Linked DNA regions of Homo sapiens: region 1 is linked to region 2. Evidence: chromatin loops called from intact Hi-C (ENCODE). Cell type or tissue: OCI-LY7. All regions are shown on one strand. Each heading gives the region's core, and the rest is flanking DNA. Links, peaks and the distances in the headings are about the cores only. Region 1 has its middle 42 kb from the start of GPR135. Region 2 overlaps DAAM1 (dishevelled associated activator of morphogenesis 1).

The links. Peaks named below come from ENCODE experiments on the same cell type or tissue, not always from the same donor. Only the 100,000 strongest peaks of a DNase experiment are listed, where the experiment ranks them.
Region 1: it touches region 2 in a loop (2.7-fold over the local background); 20 of 110 quality-filtered maps call a loop at or near these places.

Annotation. Positions count from the first base shown.
Region 1 is chr14:59,421,438-59,424,353 of GRCh38, forward strand. No RefSeq gene overlaps it. Among named protein-coding and RNA genes, the nearest start is that of GPR135, 42 kb to the right of the region's middle. In OCI-LY7, for the core only: CTCF peaks have their summits at 1,248 (motif pointing left) and 1,447; DNase peaks (open chromatin) are centred at 834 and 1,214; H3K4me3 peaks cover 642 bases; H3K27ac peaks cover 573 bases.
Region 2 is chr14:59,353,750-59,356,665 of GRCh38, forward strand. DAAM1 (dishevelled associated activator of morphogenesis 1) reads left to right here. Exons shown (of 25, transcript NM_001270520.2): 19 at 127-215; 20 at 1,416-1,584. Among named protein-coding and RNA genes, the nearest start is that of GPR135, 110 kb to the right of the region's middle. In OCI-LY7, for the core only: CTCF peaks have their summits at 1,596 and 1,801; a DNase peak (open chromatin) is centred at 1,632; H3K4me3 peaks cover 1,669 bases; H3K27ac peaks cover 2,400 bases.

The DNA of each region.
Region 1 (2,916 bases), core at 151-2,650, 68 kb after region 2:
ATCTGAATTCTTACCTGTAATTTACCTGAATTCACCAAGTAGCTGTTTCCTCATTTTTAAATGGGTAAAATAATGCCATCATATGCTGTGAGGATTAAACAATAATATATTTTAAATGTTCATTACAGTGTTTAAGACATAGTAAATGCTCAATAAAAGTTAGTTTCAAGATAATTGGTTGGAATTCTAGGTAGATGTAAGAGAGTAGAAAGTAGGTTGGACCCATATTGCAGAGAACCTTGTGTGGGATGAGAAGTTGGAAATTCCACCGTAAGCAGTAAGGAATTACAGAGATTTTAGAGTAAGAAAGCGACCTCATTAGAGTTCCGCTGGACAGGAGCATATAGAATGGGATAAAATTGGATGAGTCTTCAGAAGGCCATGTAATTAGTCCTAGGGAAAGGTAATGAGGACCTGAGATAAGACAGGAAGTATAGAAATTAAAATGAGGAGTCACTTCAAAAGGCTTTATAAAGGTGGGTGATGCGGATATAGTGACTGCTTACATTTTGGAGGCAAAAGAGAAGGCAAACTTTTGAGCCTGCATAGCTGGGAGAGTAATAATGTCATTAGCCAGGAAGAATGAGCTAAGAGGAAAGATAATGAGATAATACTTTGGCTCTGAAGAATTTGGGGTACCTGTGAGGCATGTGTGTGAAGATGTCTGGTGGACAGAAAGGACAATAGAGCACGGAAGAAGGGTCCTGGCTAGAAACTCTGGAGTCACCCGCCAAGAACTATTGGTGGAAGCGAGGGGTGGGTGACACAGATCCTTACAGGAGCATTGAGACTGCTGTAAAGAGGAAGAGAACCAGGAACTGAGATGTGCATGAGACCAGTCCTGCGTGTCTGAAGAGGTTACCAAGAGGAAAGCCCTTCATAAACTGTCAAGTACTGCAGAGATTCAAGCTGATGAGAAGCAGAGGAATGAACAGCTGCTTTGGAGAAGGCCACAGGGAGCCCTTTCCTGAACCAACAGTACCACTGTGATTTTTGGATGGTTCTCATAACCAGTCAAATGGATTAATCACACTGCTAGTCCCTTGGGTAGGATGTGATGGCAAAGGAGTCATGAAGCCAAGCTTTTTTGACAAGAACATTTGCTCTTGAATGCTTCAAGTAACTTGCTGGTCATTCCAATGTTCTTGATTATGTCAACTGCTTTTTGAGTCTGTACGTTCAGCCATTTATCCAAATTAAGTAATGATCCCTGGGGGCTTCGATGGCAAGGCATTGGCATGGGAATCAATGGTGCCATCTACTGTCCTTTTCTTTGATAGAAACAACTTCGGGAATAAACTCCTTTTCTCCCATCACACATTTAGCATCTGGTCTTTTAAAGTATAAATAGTTCCACATTTTAAAGTTTTTAACCAGTCAAAGGATGGTTAGTAGCACTGGCCCCTAAGTGCTAGCAAGATTTTTCTGATATCTCCCCAGATGGTTATTTGGGAGGTCAGAACCTGAGGCCCAGAAGTCAGGGACCATAAGGGAAGGAGGTCACCATAAGGGAAGGAGGTTACAAGTGTCAGGCGCTGGCACCAGGCTTTCCAGGTGCCAGTACCTGACACTTGTAATCCCAGCGATTTCCCACAAGGGCTGTAAGACTTTGTTACTTTATCTCCAATTTTCAGACAAGGACTAAGAAAAGTTAACTAAGGTCAAATGCGAGCAAGTGGCTGAGCTAGAAGCTGAATCTTGATTTGCCTGACTCCTGTGTTTTTTCTACTAAGTAACTTCTGCCGGATTTGTGACAATTCTTGCAGACATTTACCCCGTAGTTCGCGAGCATCAATCCTCAGACTACAGCTAGTGGGGAAGCTGCACTTCATGGCATTGGATCTTTTATTTTTTTCTTAAACCATTTAGCACTTCAGCATTTATGCTAAATTCATCATGCCATGTGTTTTTCTGGATACATTTTATTTTCAAATGCTTCTATGATTGAATTAAAGAAATCAATTCCTATTTCAGTGTGACTATTTTTCCTATACTCTTCTTAGATGAATCTGTGACAAGAGAAGGGTTAAAAATCAATTTCATGTCAGTGAGCGGGTCATTGTTATTAGTACTTTTTAAGTACTTTGATATAACTTTGTTTTTTTGGAAGTGGGGTCTTGCTGTGTTTCCCAGACTGGAATGCAGTGTCATGATCATGACTCACTGCATCCTCGAACTCCTGGACTCAAGAGATCCTCCTGCCTCAGCCTCCTGAGTTGTTAGAATTACAGTCACCAGGCACTGTGCCCAGCTCTCTATATATTATTACAGAATATTATTTCATAAGCAAAATTGCAAACATAAAAAATTGAAAGTGCTTAGCAATAATAAAGCTCCATTCTAGAAATGTAGAAATTATTAAAAATTGTATATTTTAGTTATTCATGGATAATGCAAATATAACAGCCATTTTGTGCAAAATATATGATAAATCAGAGTAAACTTAAGAATGTCCATGTAAATTAATTTAATAGTTTTCATGCTTTCCCCAAATATGCTGAAAAGGTCTCACTTGCCCTAGGGAAGTACATACACATAAAGCATGCCTTAGTGAGGTCTGCAGTTTTGCTAAAATAAATCACTACTTTCCAACATTAAGGGGAAACAGTAATTTATAGGACTGCAGTGAATACAAGTTTTTTAAATTATGGTCTGTCCTAGGGGAAAACTACCCCTGTACAAATGTATTTACAAGAAAATAGTTGGAAAAGTTTGGAAGCCTGCGCACTGTGGCATAATCTTTTATTACCATAATTATTTGCCTAAGTTAAGGTGCTTATCAGACTTGATCTCAGCCCTAACAAAATTTGAAGTAGTAAAATAGCATTCAAGTAAGACCTACATCATTACAGCAATATCCCTGATTCTTCAGATTTGAGGAGCGCTAAAGTTTTCTGAGCTCTTTTATCATACTGC
Region 2 (2,916 bases), core at 131-2,630:
ATGTGTGTCGGGGGAGTGGGTGGGTATTGGGGGAGGTGCTTCTAGGTACCTCCACCTCCATATCTGTTATTAAGTGAACCTAGATATATTAAATGAATATCAATTAGTACATGTTTGCTCTTACAGAATTAATCACTATCAGCAAAGGTTGCAATCGCTGTACTTCAAAAAGAAGTTTGCAGAGCGTGTGGCAGAAGTGAAACCTAAAGTGGAAGGTAAAGTCAAGCTGTCTAGATTGGAAATGATGTTCATCATTACAACCCATTTAAAAGTGCAATCCAAGTGCATATAGTAAACAAGATCCCCTTGGTGATTTTTTTTTTTTTTTTGAGACGGAGTCTTGCACAGTTGCCCAGGCTGGAGTGCAGTAGCGCGATCTTGGCTCAGTGCAAGCTCCGCCTCCCAGGTTCATGCCATTCTCCTGCCTCAGCTTCCTGAGTAGCTGGGACTACAGGTGCCTGCCACCACGCCTGGCTAATTTTTTGTACTTTTAGTAGAGACGGGGTTTCACCACGTTAGCCAGGATGGTCTCAATCTCCTGACCTCGTGATCTGCCCACCTTGGCCTCCCAAAGTGCTGGGATTACAGGCGTGAGCCACTGCGCCTGGCCTGGTGATTTTTTATTTTATTTTTTGGCTCAAGGTCTTTCTTTTAAAATTCTGAGGGGTGATTACTTAAGGTCAGTGCTTGATGCACTGCCCTAGTCTCGGAGCTCACAGCACGCCTCCTGGGCTCCTCTACAGGGTTGGGCTTTTGACTACGAGGGTGTTGGTGAGGAGTTAATCTCACTGCTACTAGCATTAAACCTGTAATTAGCTTCCTCACAACAGAGCCTTAGTAGCTTTTTTAAAGGGAAGATTTGAGGCTGTTGTATGGTTTGATTTTTAAAATTTGTAAATGTTTGAAATGTGGGCAAGGCAACTGAAGAGCACAGCCACGGAACGCAGGCTGGAATCAGGCATCTGCCTAAGCTCTGATCCCTGTTATGACACCTGCAAGCTATGACATGTAACACATTTAACTAGTTTTCTGTCAGTGGAATTGATCAATACTCCTGTTAACCTGACTCACACCAGACAAGTAAGTGTTTGTAAAGAAATCTTGGAGATGGGATTGCTATTCTAGATATTCCTCAGTGCTTATGACTGATGAGTCAGCCAAGAAAGGCCTGAGAAAGGATAGGATTTTGCAGCTGTCTATGGGTGTTGGTAACAACTTGAGTTGGCTCTCCCTGTCCTTGTTCTTTGCTTCTGGTGTAAGCGTTTTGAAAGTGCTCTTGGTAACCCAATAACTCAGTCTTACATCTTCAATATCTGTTATTAAGTGTGTGAATTTAGAATGGGTATCACTGAAACATCTTGATTTCAAACAACGAAACACTTGGTAATCATGTTTTTATGTGTTTTGTTTTGAAGCAATTCGTTCTGGCTCAGAAGAGGTGTTTAGGAGTGGTGCCCTCAAGCAGTTGCTGGAGGTGGTTTTGGCATTTGGAAATTATATGAATAAAGGTCAAAGAGGGAATGCATATGGATTCAAGATATCTAGCCTAAACAAAATTGCTGACACAAAATCCAGCATCGACAAGTAAGTATGAGATCTTCCAACACTTGGGGGAGCCAGGTGTGTAGGTCCAGGCTCAGATTTATGCCTCTCTGGTCCTCCTCAGCCTTCATGACACTGCATTCTTCAGTTGGAACTTCTCTTTCTCACTACTTTCTTCCCTTCTCTGACATTGACTCTTCTCTAAACCTCTCTCATGACCGCAGGCATCTCCCACATTCCTGTTGGACCAATTATCCTTCATCCATTTTTGGTCCACTGGGACATCATCTGTTCTAAGTTTTGCTGTTGTTTTTGTTTTGTCCTGCCTTTTTAAAAAATTATTTTTTGTAAACTTTTTATTATAATATACTAAGAAGAGGTCAGTCATCACAAATGCTGGGCTTGATAATTTTTCACAAATTAAACACACCTGCATAACCAGCGCCCAGATCAAGGACAGAATGTTACCAGCACTCGACATCTCCCCATGACCCCTCTACAGAAAACTGTGTTCCACAGAAAAGAAAAAAACCGATAGTTGGTGTTAGAATATGAAGCTTTTGGGGTTTTTAGGTTGTGTTTTTATTTATACAGTGGAGGTAGCAACTATATTAAAAACTTATGTATAAATGCATTTTGGCTATTGATACTTAGTTGCTCATTGCAGGTCTCATTAAAATGCTTCCTAGAAAGTGTTCAATGCTGCATTTTAGGTGAACAGATTCTCATTAAAGACACCAAGATGTGAAAACGTTCTTGTGTCATTAACAGGGTAGGGTCATTAGGCATATTAACTTGAGTTTCCTTGAGAGCTCTGTTTCTCTGAGGTTCACACTGACTTCAAAGGAACTTGCACAATTGTTTCTAAGGTAAGCTTCTTCATACCCAAATTCTTTTTAGAAATATGGGCTGTTCACCCTAATTATTTCTAACTAATAGGGGCTTTTACCCTATATTTTCTATAGGGTTCGTGAAGCATAGTATTCTGGCAACCTTAAATCCATCCAAGAAGAAATAAGCAATGTGTTAATTTGTTGTTTTTGCATCGTGTAGAGATAGATTAATGAAGAGCAGCTGTTGTTATAGCCCTGCCACCTTATTTTTAATGTAAACACTTGATCCTTTTCAGAGCACTTTCACATTTGATTGTCCCACTAGCCTGTGAAGTACACAAGCCAAATACTGTTGTCACCTGTTGTCAGGTAAGAAACTGACTCAGGGTCAGGTGGCTCATTCAGCTTGCCTATGGTTACAACAAGCAAGGTATTCGGCCTTACAGGTATTTGACACCTGTGTTGTTGGTCCATCCACAGCTCTATTAGCAGCAGAAGGATCTTATTTGGAGGTTGAAGTAGGGAATGGAAGATCTTATTT